Regions from separate parts of the Mus musculus genome. Here regions 1 and 3 are each linked to region 2. A link is a contact called in ENCODE Hi-C data. All regions are on one chromosome and are shown on one strand. Each heading gives the region's core, a stretch centred on a gene start or an enhancer-like site at or near the end of the contact. The rest is flanking DNA. Distances are from core to core; before and after follow the strand shown.

The links. A loop is a pair of places that touch in the nucleus more often than their neighbours do.
Region 1: a map of T-helper 17 cell shows a loop between it and region 2 (1323-fold over the local background). The contact joins the enhancer-like site here to the promoter of Rbms1 in region 2. A Hi-C loop is called at or near these places in 5 of 37 maps with a recorded cell type or tissue (T-helper 1 cell, T-helper 17 cell, T-helper 2 cell and 1 more).
Region 3: a map of T-helper 17 cell shows a loop between it and region 2 (134-fold over the local background). The contact joins the promoter of Snai1 here to the promoter of Rbms1 in region 2. A Hi-C loop is called at or near these places in 2 of 37 maps with a recorded cell type or tissue (T-helper 1 cell and T-helper 17 cell).

What each region holds. Positions count from the first base shown.
Region 1 is chr2:167,603,031-167,606,660 of GRCm38, forward strand. Gm11476 (a long non-coding RNA gene) reads left to right here. Exons shown (of 4, transcript XR_866991.2): 3 at 1,606-1,743; 4 at 3,151-3,630. Among named protein-coding and RNA genes, the nearest start is that of Gm31619, 15 kb to the left of the region's middle. Within about 2 kb of position 2,286, at least 1 of the 3 ENCODE cell types and tissues checked has a DNase peak (open chromatin) inside an H3K27ac peak, as active enhancers do.
Region 2 is chr2:60,879,072-60,882,721 of GRCm38, forward strand. It overlaps Rbms1 (RNA binding motif, single stranded interacting protein 1), which reads right to left and starts at 2,367. Exons shown (of 14, transcript NM_001141931.1): 1 at 2,047-2,367. The coding sequence starts at 2,115.
Region 3 is chr2:167,536,794-167,540,274 of GRCm38, forward strand. Snai1 (snail family zinc finger 1) reads left to right here and starts at 1,402. Exons shown (of 3, transcript NM_011427.3): 1 at 1,402-1,578; 2 at 1,878-2,405. The coding sequence starts at 1,497.

The sequences.
Region 1 (3,630 bases), core at 1,036-3,535, about 110 Mb after region 2:
CATATCACAGAGCTTATAGATAGAGATGTGCTGCTCCAGGGTCCTCTGAAGGACAGACAGACCCTGCCAACTTGTGGAGGGAGAGCTAACCCCGGCTCGCAGGCCCATACTCAAACGTGCTGTCTTTGAGCAGATGGCGCCCCTCCCTGGGTATCAGAGTCCTTGCTCACCCCAGCAGCAAACAGCTGGCTAAGGTTTGCTGGACTCAGGCCACAGAGGGACAAGCAGTGACAGGGTGGGAGGCCAGCCCTGCAGCTACACAGTCCTGGTGGGTTTGTTGAACCAGGCTGCAGAGTAAGGTACCTGGTACCCAAATCATCAGTAGCTCTGGCCTTGGTCTGGGGCACCAGCGTAGATTCCAGCCTTGCTTCAGGGACACGGTCACTTCCTTGTCCCCTGCCTCCTCCTTCCTTGCTCCCTTGCAGCTATGCAGACCTCCCAGCTACAACTTCAAGTCTACCATGCCCCTGCCTCGGGGGCTTTTGCTCTAGTCTCATCTGTCTGAAACCTTTCTCCCCTCGGATGCTGGCAGATTCTCCATCTTTGTTCGAGGGCTACCTCGTTGGCTTTCTCCGACTCCAGGGACCCTCTGCCCCGTCTGTGCGAACCCATTCTCTGCCTTAACTCCTCTATATAATTTGTTACTGTCAATTTCCTGTCTCTGCAGGGGTCATGGCCATCCTAGGTCACCTCTGCCAGCATAGTGTGCCAGTGGTCAGCTTTCTGCTACACCTTTGGGGCTCTGGTAGTAACACACACACACACACACACACATACACACACTAGTTGAGCAGGGTGAATGCAGAAGTGGGCGCCTCAGCGTGTTCCTGTCTAAGTGAAGGCATTGTAATGTGGCTCACTGTATAAACTGTAGAGTCCTGTGCTTTCTGGATGCAAAGGGTGTGTCAGAATGATAAGAGTTTGGGTTCTGGAAAAGAATACAGCTAAGTGGGTAGACCTGGGTGGATGGGTGGGCGCAACCAGGTTCTTGGGGCTGGGCCAGGAGGGAAGCCAGGGCTTTTGGGCATCGGGTCTCTGACCTGAAGCAATCACTATGTCAGAGGGGTCAGTTAGGGAGGGGGGTGAGAGTGTGGCCAGAAGGGGTCGGGGAGTCTCCTGGTCTGAATTATCTGAGAGAAAAAATAATTATGTTCTGAGGAAGCTGTGATATAAGCGAGTGCCAGAGAGCCACGGGTGCACTGGGAGGCTGGCGGGGAAGAAGTGACCCCTACCTGAGGAGCAAGTCATGGGTTCACAGTGGGCCAGGAATGCTGGGAGTTTACTGAGTAGGAGAGGTGGCCCCCAAACTGTGAGTGGTGGGTACAGCAGTCCCAGCTCCTTCTGTGGGTGACGGGCCATTGTTCTGTGTCCACTGAGCCAGTGGGAGGTTGCAGGGGTTCCCAGACTGTCACATGTCCCTTTATCTGTTCCTTGGGTACCTGTTCAGTGCGGCACACTGGGGGCATTAGTGTGACACTGTGACCCGAACCTTTCAACCCAGGCCTGTGGTCTCAGCCTCCCCCACCTAGAACTGCCAACAGTGCCTGGTCAGTCACCCCTTCAAAGGCACTGACTATCCTCTCCATCACCCCTTGATCTCCACAGGGCACTCTCTGGACACCTCTAAAGCCACACTGTGTGCACCTGCCTCCTAGTCCCCCAGCCCACTACCATCCCAACTCACAGCTCTTGTTCACTGCACAGGCTCTGACACGCAGTGAGCACACACAAGATGCTTGCTGGGTGAGTGTGTCAGGGGAGGAAAGCCTGCTGGGGGCAGCTCGGGGCTGGGTCTTTACCGGATGGAAAGGGGACTGTCAGGGCTGTCGCCTGGGGAAGGGCTGATGGGCAGGTGGGGAAACAGAAAGGAGTTTCTTCTCAGATACTCGCCTCAGGTGCGGGTGAGGCTGCTCAGGGGTGGGAACAGGGAACAGGGAAAATAATGACAGAAATGACCTTCAGTGCACTGTCCCCACAGAAACAGACACCTCACCTCACCAGCTCCACAAGGGGAAAGGCTGGCCTATGAGGCCTGTGTTCCAGACACCCATTTTTCCTCTTCTGTTTCGCCCCGGGGCCCTTTAGGCCTTTGCCTGCAGTTGGTGGCCTCCAGAGGACCCCACCCCTGAGACCCCACCCCTGCCTCTACCCTCACTGAAATCTCAGGAGCCAAGGGACAGCACAAGTTAAGGGGTGGGGGACTGCCTTTCTCTGCTGTTTTCTCTGCGGGACACCCTGGAGCTGGGAACTCCTTTCCTGCTCAGTGGCCACATCTGTCCCCACCTGTCCCTGTTTTAGTCCAGCTGGCTGGGAACCGATGTGGGTGAGGCAGTAGTCTGTAGCACAAGGGCGCCCTCTGCTGACTTCAATGGGTGCTAAGGCTTGAGCTGAACCTGGAGGCAGTACTTCATGCAGACTTGGGCCAAGGTGTTTGCAGCGGTGTGTGACCCAGGCACGGAGAGGTTAGTGAACCTGCCTGAAGTCATACAGTAGACTCTGGCCTTGAGGCCTACAATGGAGAACTGGTGCATTCCCTCCTCACACCCTCAACAATGCCTACCCCGCCTCTGCCTCGGTTCCACTCAGTCAGTAGCATTTGTGGAGTTAGGCTGGGCCTCGCTGCTCACAGCTGACGCTCAGTGGGGCAGGAGGGGCAAACAATAGGAATAAATATGTCCCTATCAGGTGTGATAGAGCCTGAATGTGTCAGCTTCAGCCACACGCCCACCCTGACGTGATTTTTTTTTTTTTTTACACATTTGAGATAGGCTTTTCTCGTCATTGCCACACCTCAGTCAACTAAGGGTCACTATCATGGTCTTGACGGTAGGTGACATCACTCCTCCTTACTGAATGCCTCTGGTAACCAGAAGCAGTGCCCCAAGATAAAGCTAGTCCCAGTGGGGATGGTCTGGCTGTGTCTGCCCAGGATCTGCTGGGAAGCTACAAGAGACTCTCGCTCACAAAAAGCATAAGTGTAAACCGGAGGTCACATGATCAGGACACACTAACGTGTGAAACGTCAGAATGAGACTCACTATTGCATATGGAATTTAAAAAGAAAAAAAAAAAAAGATGATCCTAAAGTGACCCCCGCCACACACCTCTTCTGTTTACTGACACTTCTGGTTTCTCATGACTGACATTTAGCAGCAGCTGTGATGACGGGGACAGGTGGATGGTGTCCTCATCAGCTTCCTGCCCAGCCGCTCGGGAACACAAATGCCAGCACCCAGGCTCCTGAGGCCATAGCGCGTTCCTCAAAGAGCTCCTAGAACTGTGGCTCCCTAAAAGCCAAAGGACACACATTAAACATCGTGGGAGGACCTGGTACCCCACAGAGACTACAGGCTTGGCCACTGTTGCCCATGTACCAGTAGGCTACCGGACTTGTGGTTTCTGGGAGACAGCATGTAAAATTTACTTCCACGGAAAATGTTGGTGTTGAATGAGACCTTCACACCTGTGTGTGCACGGTGGCTTCTCAGTGACAGCTGGTGGCAGCAGCTACAAGACTGGCTCTAGGATCTCCATCTCCCAAGCCATTGCAGCTGTTGGACATCAAGGGACCCACGTGGACCCCACAGTGCAAAAGCCAGATCCTGTGGGCTCATGCTGGGGTCACGTGAG
Region 2 (3,650 bases), core at 1,117-3,616:
ACACTCCTTTTTATTCCTCAAGGAAGTTATCTGAAATCAGCCCCTAACAGCTGATTGTGTATTTCTAGATGAAAATCAAACTGCATTATATGCCTGAAAATTGCCAATTCTGTCGGCAAACTGAAGAAAGCATTTATGAACTGAAAGGCGCAAAGCTTTGCATCACAGCATCTTATAAGAAGTATTAATTAGATTTCCCATTCAGGCTAAGCCAGGATGAGATCATGAAGTCACTCACGGTAACCAGGTCCCTGCGCTCCAAGTGTGCTTTTTCAGTGAATGGCAAAATACTAACAAAAGAAACCTTTGACTCAAATACCACTGGTACCCAGGGTCTTGTGTCTGTATAATGCCTACACATTCATTTCTTTCTTTGCCTATAGAAAAAAGAAAGTCTGTTTGTTTTTCTGATTCAGTCAGCCCTTTTAGTCTTTGAGTCTAAGGAGAGGCTTGTGAAAAGAGCATCTTATCAGCATGCTCCAGCCAGCAGGCTGTGCCCCCCTCCACAACCAAACCTCCAGCCTCTCTCAGCAAAAGGCCTCACCCTCTGAGCCTTTTCCCATTTCAGAGCTAACACCCTGCTGGGTTTTGACAACAAATAAATGAATACACAAGGCCCTAACATAATTAGCCATCTTTTCAGGTAGAGAGAGGTGGGTGGGGGGAGGAGGGCTTGGGAGAATACTTTAGTGTAAATTGGCCTCACTTCTGAAGTTGACGCTGGCACACAGCATCTGAGGGCACTTATTTTAAATAAAGCCACATGAAGTGAGTTTTCGAGATACCCGTCCGTGAATCCTGACCTTGTGCATATCTATCTCAGCCAAGTCGTCAGTAAAGATTTTAAACTTGTAACCCAAAGATTGGACTTCTTAATCCAGGAGAAAGGCTGTGGCTTGGACATCGTGGGCACTGAAACCCAGGGACATTTATTTACTTCTTTTAAAGGGGAATTTTAACAAACAAAAGAGGCAAAGAAAGTAAAATAGAAAATAGTACTTTGTGACCCCGAGGAAGCATTTCAGATGGGCTGATGCTGGACAGCCGGAACAATAATCCTGCAAACCGCCACAAAGAACTCAGCAGGCTCCAGTGCCACACATCTGGATCTTAATGGAACCACAGTTTACGTGGAAGGGTGCATTTTGCTGCTATCATTACTGGGATAACTTAATTGATCTGTCTCTGTGGCTGAGGGTGTAGACTAGAGATTTATTACGAAGGGAAAAGATCTGCAATGCTGCCTTTTCTTTTTCAACAAGCATTCTGTCACTGACCTCTAAACGAGTTTAACCTTTTCTGAGCAGACCTGCACATTTTTAACATAATTTAGAGCTAGGGTTTTTGTTGTTGTTATTGCTGCTGCTGAGAGGCTGTGGGGTTTTTATCACAACATGGCTTCAGTAACCTTCTTTCAAAAACAAAGATGTTAAAAACAAAAGACCGAAACTAAAACCTGCCAGTTCCACTCCTTTTCCAGGCAGGGGATTCGGATGTAACCTTTCAAGTGCCTTTGGAGTTCAATCTGTTAGAAAATGTATGAAACAAAATTAGAATAGGAAAAGGCGTGTGTATGACTCAGGCTTATCCCAGTATCTCTATCACAGGATTTCCCTGTGTTTCTGAAAACCTTGAGAAAGTGACAGAAGTTCCTGTTTTTCTTTTCTTTTTTGTCTTTTTTTTTTTTTTTTTAAAATAAGAAGGGTGGCGCGCGCGAACACACACACACACACACACACACACACACACACACACACACACGTCTTCCGGGTTCCCCATGAATCAGACAGGTTTCTTGGAGGTCCCCTAGTGCAATGCAAAGCACTGCCCCGACGTATCCCCAGTTCCTCTGTACACAAAGGTCTCCAGGAAACCCCCAAACTTGTTGCGGGCCGCCGGAGCCCTTGGCCGCGCGCCTGCCCGTCCCACCTCTCCGCCAGTCCCCGTCCCGGTCCCCCCGGGCATCTCTCCGCCCGCCGCCTCCTTCCGAAACCGGGTCACCGCCCCGCGCGCTCGGCGCAGGCCTGGGGAGCGCGGCAGCCTCACCTGCTTGCGGTAGGGCGTCCTGCAGCCGCCGGCAGCGCCGGGGTGGCCGCTGCCGCTGGGGAAGATCATCTCGGGCGCGGGGAGCTGAGGCAACCGGGGCCGCGGCGCTCCGGGAACTCCCTCTCTCGCCTGTCCGGGCAGGCGGAGGGAGGATGCGGCCGGGGACTGGCTCGCGGCTCCCGCCCTAAAAGTGCGGCGCGACGCGCGCGGCCGGCGACTCTCGAGCAGCTCCGGGGGCCGCCGCCCTGCGTGCCATGGACCGGAGTTCGCGCGCGGTGCCGGCGGCAGCGGACGAGCAGCGCCGCCGCGTCCCCACCTCCCGCCGCCTCAACCACCGCCCCGAGAGCGCGCCGGCCGGGGGCGGGGAAGCAGCCGCGCACCGCCTAGTGCCGCGCCCAGCCCTCCCGCGCCTCCCGCCCGCCCGGCCGCCCGGCCGCGCCCGCTCCCCCGGCCTCGGCCCCCGCGCTCGGCCTCCCGGGCTGGGGCGGCAACCCGGGCTGCGCGGCGCCCCCATCCCGCGCAATGGTTGGCTCTGGCGCCCCGCATGCCTCACATTCCTGGGAGCAGCCACCCCAGGCCCTTGGGCCAGGCGTCGCCGTGGCTTCGCACCCCACTTGGCTGCCCCTTTTAAGGGCATCGCTTCGGGAACCGCTGGAACACCTGGATAGGAAGCCAATGGCCCGCCTTTTCTTTCATCTTTCACAGCAGCCCCTGGTCCCGAAAAGGCGCGGATAATTACTCTCACTTCCCTGTCCAGATCTACCTCCCAGGACACTTCTCAGCCCCCCAGTTATAAGCATGCTACATTTTTGTAGAGCAAACGGGTGGGTTTTTTTTGTTTTGTTTTGTTTTGTTTTTGTGTTTTCCTTTCCAGTCCCTCACCCAAATACACCCGGGAAAGTTTTCAATTTCATTCTTGTGCCACAGAGGAAGAGTTTTCCTTCAAGACAACATTATCAAAAAAGCAATGAAAACCTTATAAGCCATCCAAAGGGGAGACCTGTCCTTCCTGGAAAAGACAGAAGATACAGGAATTCAACCTAGTTATTAAAAAGACGGCAAGAAAGGGACAAAGACAGGAGTAATTTCCTTTGTTCTCAAGTGGAAAAAAAAATAAAAACTGCTTCTCTTGCCGCTCCTTTTGCAGTCACCTCTCTGGATGTAGCTAGCAGGCTTTGAACACATGTTGATGTGGAGGCCTCAGAAGAGGGTGGTCAAGCAAGCCATTTCTGGATAGGGTTACCAGGGCTGGTTGCCATCTTTAAATTGGCGACGGGGTCCCTGACAAGTATTCCTGAATTCTGGGATTACAGCCACAGTACACATACATAGGTCTTCCCTGGCTTCTAACATCTTCCTGGAAAGGCCCATCTGCTACAACAATGAAAAATCCCAGCTTGTCTTAACAAGAGAAGGAACTCAAACTCTGGCTGTCACAGAGATGCTATGAACGTCAACTTTCTAGCCAAAGTGTAGCCATTCAGAGACTTTTCTGAAAACAAAGTTGAAAATTATACTTCCCAGAAATCCTGCTGGTGACTTAGTCAGCTGCTTCCAAAGTCCCCAGAGTTCCAGCAAAAGTAACAAGAAATAATAAGTCTTGC
Region 3 (3,481 bases), core at 152-2,651, about 110 Mb after region 2:
TCCTTCTTACTAAGCAGGCTTGGGGGAGGCTGAGGGGGTGGAGTGGGGGGCTGCTGAAACAAAGGATGAAAGGGATGAAAGGAAGCCTAGCCAGGTGTGGATCTGGAAGAGAAAACAGGACTGGAGGAAGGCAGGTACCAAGCAAGGCCCCGTGGTAGGAAAGCCTGTTCTCTGATCATAGGGGATGGAGAAAAGTCAAAACCTAGTCAGCTGACTTGTCCGTTGGGACGAGGGTGGTGGTGGGGCGCTGTGTGCTCTCCCTCTGGACTCAGGGAGACTCATGGATGAACTAAATCTACCCAGAGGGCAGTGTTCTCCACGATGGTTGCCTGTTGTCTGACCATCCTCCCACTCCCCCACCCCCCACCCCCAGTGCTGGGAGTCTGATTCTATTCCCTGTTGTTACCTCCAGTGCCTAGAGACTCGATGCTAGCTGGTGCCCCAGAGGTTTCCGTAGACCCTCTGCTTTATAGGTGTTTATAACCCCATACTATGGGGGTGTGGGTTTGGTTTCCGAGGCCACCCTTCCTCCCTGTGAACGTTCCAACACGATTTTCAGGAAGTCGGGAGCCTTAGCCCTGGTCCTTGCTACCTCTGCCTCGCACCTGCCCTTATTGGTGTTTCACAATGCAACTCTAAACACGTCCGTCCTCAGCTGAAAGTCCTTCCGTGACTCCCCAGTGCCTGTAAGGCAAAGTCCAAACTCCTCCAAAGACCCGAGGCCAGGAAATCGGACCCCTCAGGGTCTGCCCAACACCAACCTCATCCTGGAACCTGCTCTCAAAGGTTGGACAGGCAGAAGTTACTGATTCTTACCCCGGGCCTTTCCCCTCGGTGCTTCTTCACTTCCTCTAGGAAGTCATAGACACCCTCCCCTGTCAGGTGACCGTTCATTGACAGTCACAGCTGTCTCTCCCCACCTCCTTTCATCAAATCACACCTCCCTTTAGTATTCGAATCCTCTGTTTATTCTGTCTGTCTCTCTCTCCCACGGCCGGGAAGCCATCCTTGCGTAGGGCATCCCTGGGTAGTGTTTTGTTCAGGGCTGTGTAGACAGTTCCAGGAACCCCTAAGCGCGTGCATATCATCGCACTTTCTGGCTCCCCAGCGCCCAAAGGTCAGCAGCTCGGGGATGTTGCGGGGCACCGCGCTCGTCGTGGGGCAGGCGCGGCCACCAGGGGTCGCCCGAGGAGCTCGGAAGCCGCGCGGTCCGGTCCGGGAGGAGCCCAAGCGGAATCTCAGCGCCACGCGGCGGGAGCCCCAGCAGCCCAGGCGCACCTGCTCCGGTCTCAGTCTCCGGCCGCGCCGCCGCCAGCCATTGGCTCAGCCTTGACAAAGGGGCGTGACCAACAGTACGGTCACGCCCCCAGCCCTGGTACTTAAAGGAATTTGCTGCTGCTAGGGGATCGTAGTGTGCGGCCGGGCCTCGCGAGCGGAGTTGACTACCGACCTTGCGCGACCCGGTGACCCCGACTACCTAGGTCGCTCTGGCCAACATGCCGCGCTCCTTCCTGGTCAGGAAGCCGTCCGACCCCCGCCGGAAGCCCAACTATAGCGAGCTGCAGGACGCGTGTGTGGGTGCGTGGTGGGGTGCGGGACGCGGGCGGCTGGGGGGGATCCCAAGGGTGCTGGGGGGAGGTGAGAATCGGGCTCTGCGGGCGCGACAGGTGGATCTGGAGCTCCGGGTCTTGGCAGTTGGGATCCACCGAGGGTGTCTTTGACCCGGGACGGGGAGGCTCCGGGAGTTGAAGACTCGAAGGCGGGGGTAGCTTTGCGGAGTCCGGGCGGGGGAGGGGAGGGGCGGGCGGGAAGCCCCCCCACCTGGCGCCCCGAGAATCCGCTCAGCTGACTCCCTGCTGTCTCTTCTCTTCCCGCAGAGTTCACCTTCCAGCAGCCCTACGACCAGGCCCACCTGCTGGCCGCCATCCCTCCGCCCGAGGTCCTCAACCCCGCCGCTTCGCTGCCCACCCTCATCTGGGACTCTCTCCTGGTACCCCAAGTGCGGCCGGTTGCCTGGGCCACCCTCCCGCTGCGGGAGAGCCCCAAGGCCGTAGAGCTGACCTCGCTGTCCGATGAGGACAGTGGCAAAAGCTCCCAGCCGCCCAGCCCGCCCTCGCCGGCGCCGTCGTCCTTCTCGTCCACCTCGGCCTCCTCCCTGGAGGCCGAGGCCTTCATCGCCTTCCCTGGCTTGGGCCAACTTCCCAAGCAGCTGGCCAGGCTCTCGGTGGCCAAGGACCCCCAGTCGCGGAAGATCTTCAACTGCAAATATTGTAACAAGGAGTACCTCAGCCTGGGCGCTCTGAAGATGCACATCCGAAGCCACACGCTGCCTTGTGTCTGCACGACCTGTGGAAAGGCCTTCTCTAGGCCCTGGCTGCTTCAGGGCCACGTCCGCACCCACACTGGTGAGTGAGTGTGCATAGCTGAGCTCTGAGTCTGGGCTGTTTGGCCTTAGACCCTGGGGGGACTCAACACTTACTCCTAAGGCTGCCAAGCAGTGGACAAAGTAGATGTTGGTTGTTCTCCATTCTGTACCTTGCTGTTCGAGGCTAGGAGTGAAGAGGTGTTCCCTATCCGGGCTCAACCCACACTGTAGAAGTCAGACAGGATATTGCTAGACAGGATATTCTGCACCTGGCCTTGAATCCTGAGTCGAGAACTTCCCCAGTTTCCTCGTTTCTAAAATGTATCAGAGAACACTTCGTGGGGTCTTTGTAGAGTGAAGTGCTAGGTGCAGGTGCCACTAAGAAATGACTTCCCAGTGACTATGAAGACGGCTCAGTGGTTAGAGCACTGGCTACTCTTCCAGAGGTCCTGAGTTCAATTCCCAGCACACATGGTAGTTCACAACTTAACTAACTGCCTGTTAAGAGTCCAGTTCCAGAGGACCTGACACCCTCATACAGACATACATGCAGGCAACATACCAATCCATGTAGGACAAGAATAGAATAGACACATCTTTTTTTTTTTTTTTTTTTTTTTTTTTTAAGAAGAGAAACAAAGACATGACTTTGCTGTCCTCTCAGCCTTGGGCCACGTGGGAAGCTTCTAGAAGTGAGGGAAGGCTTCAGCCAGGCTTGGTGGGGGTTCCGGTTGGGCTGCTCTTTGGAAAGTGTGTCAGGCTTTGGGGTAGAGCTGTGCGTCTCTTGTGGTGGCCAGCATTGGGGCAGTGAGGCCTGGGGGTGGCAGGGAGGTATTTGCAGGTCTCACTGACACCTTTATTACTTGAATAAGATTACCCGTTTCCCCCCCCCAGGCACGGATTGCCTCAGATTTAACCTATAAAAGTGTAACAGGCTGCCTCTCTCCGGCTGGGTTGCTAAGCTGTGGGGCTCTACTTTGGGGAAGAGCTGAAGCCCTCAGGGTCCTAGGCTGCCTCCGACCACCCCCCACCCCCCAGGGACTTTGTTTTGATGTAAAGGCATGGCTCAGACAAAACCCTCCTTGAAATGCACCACCCAGTTCTCTAGGAGTTCCA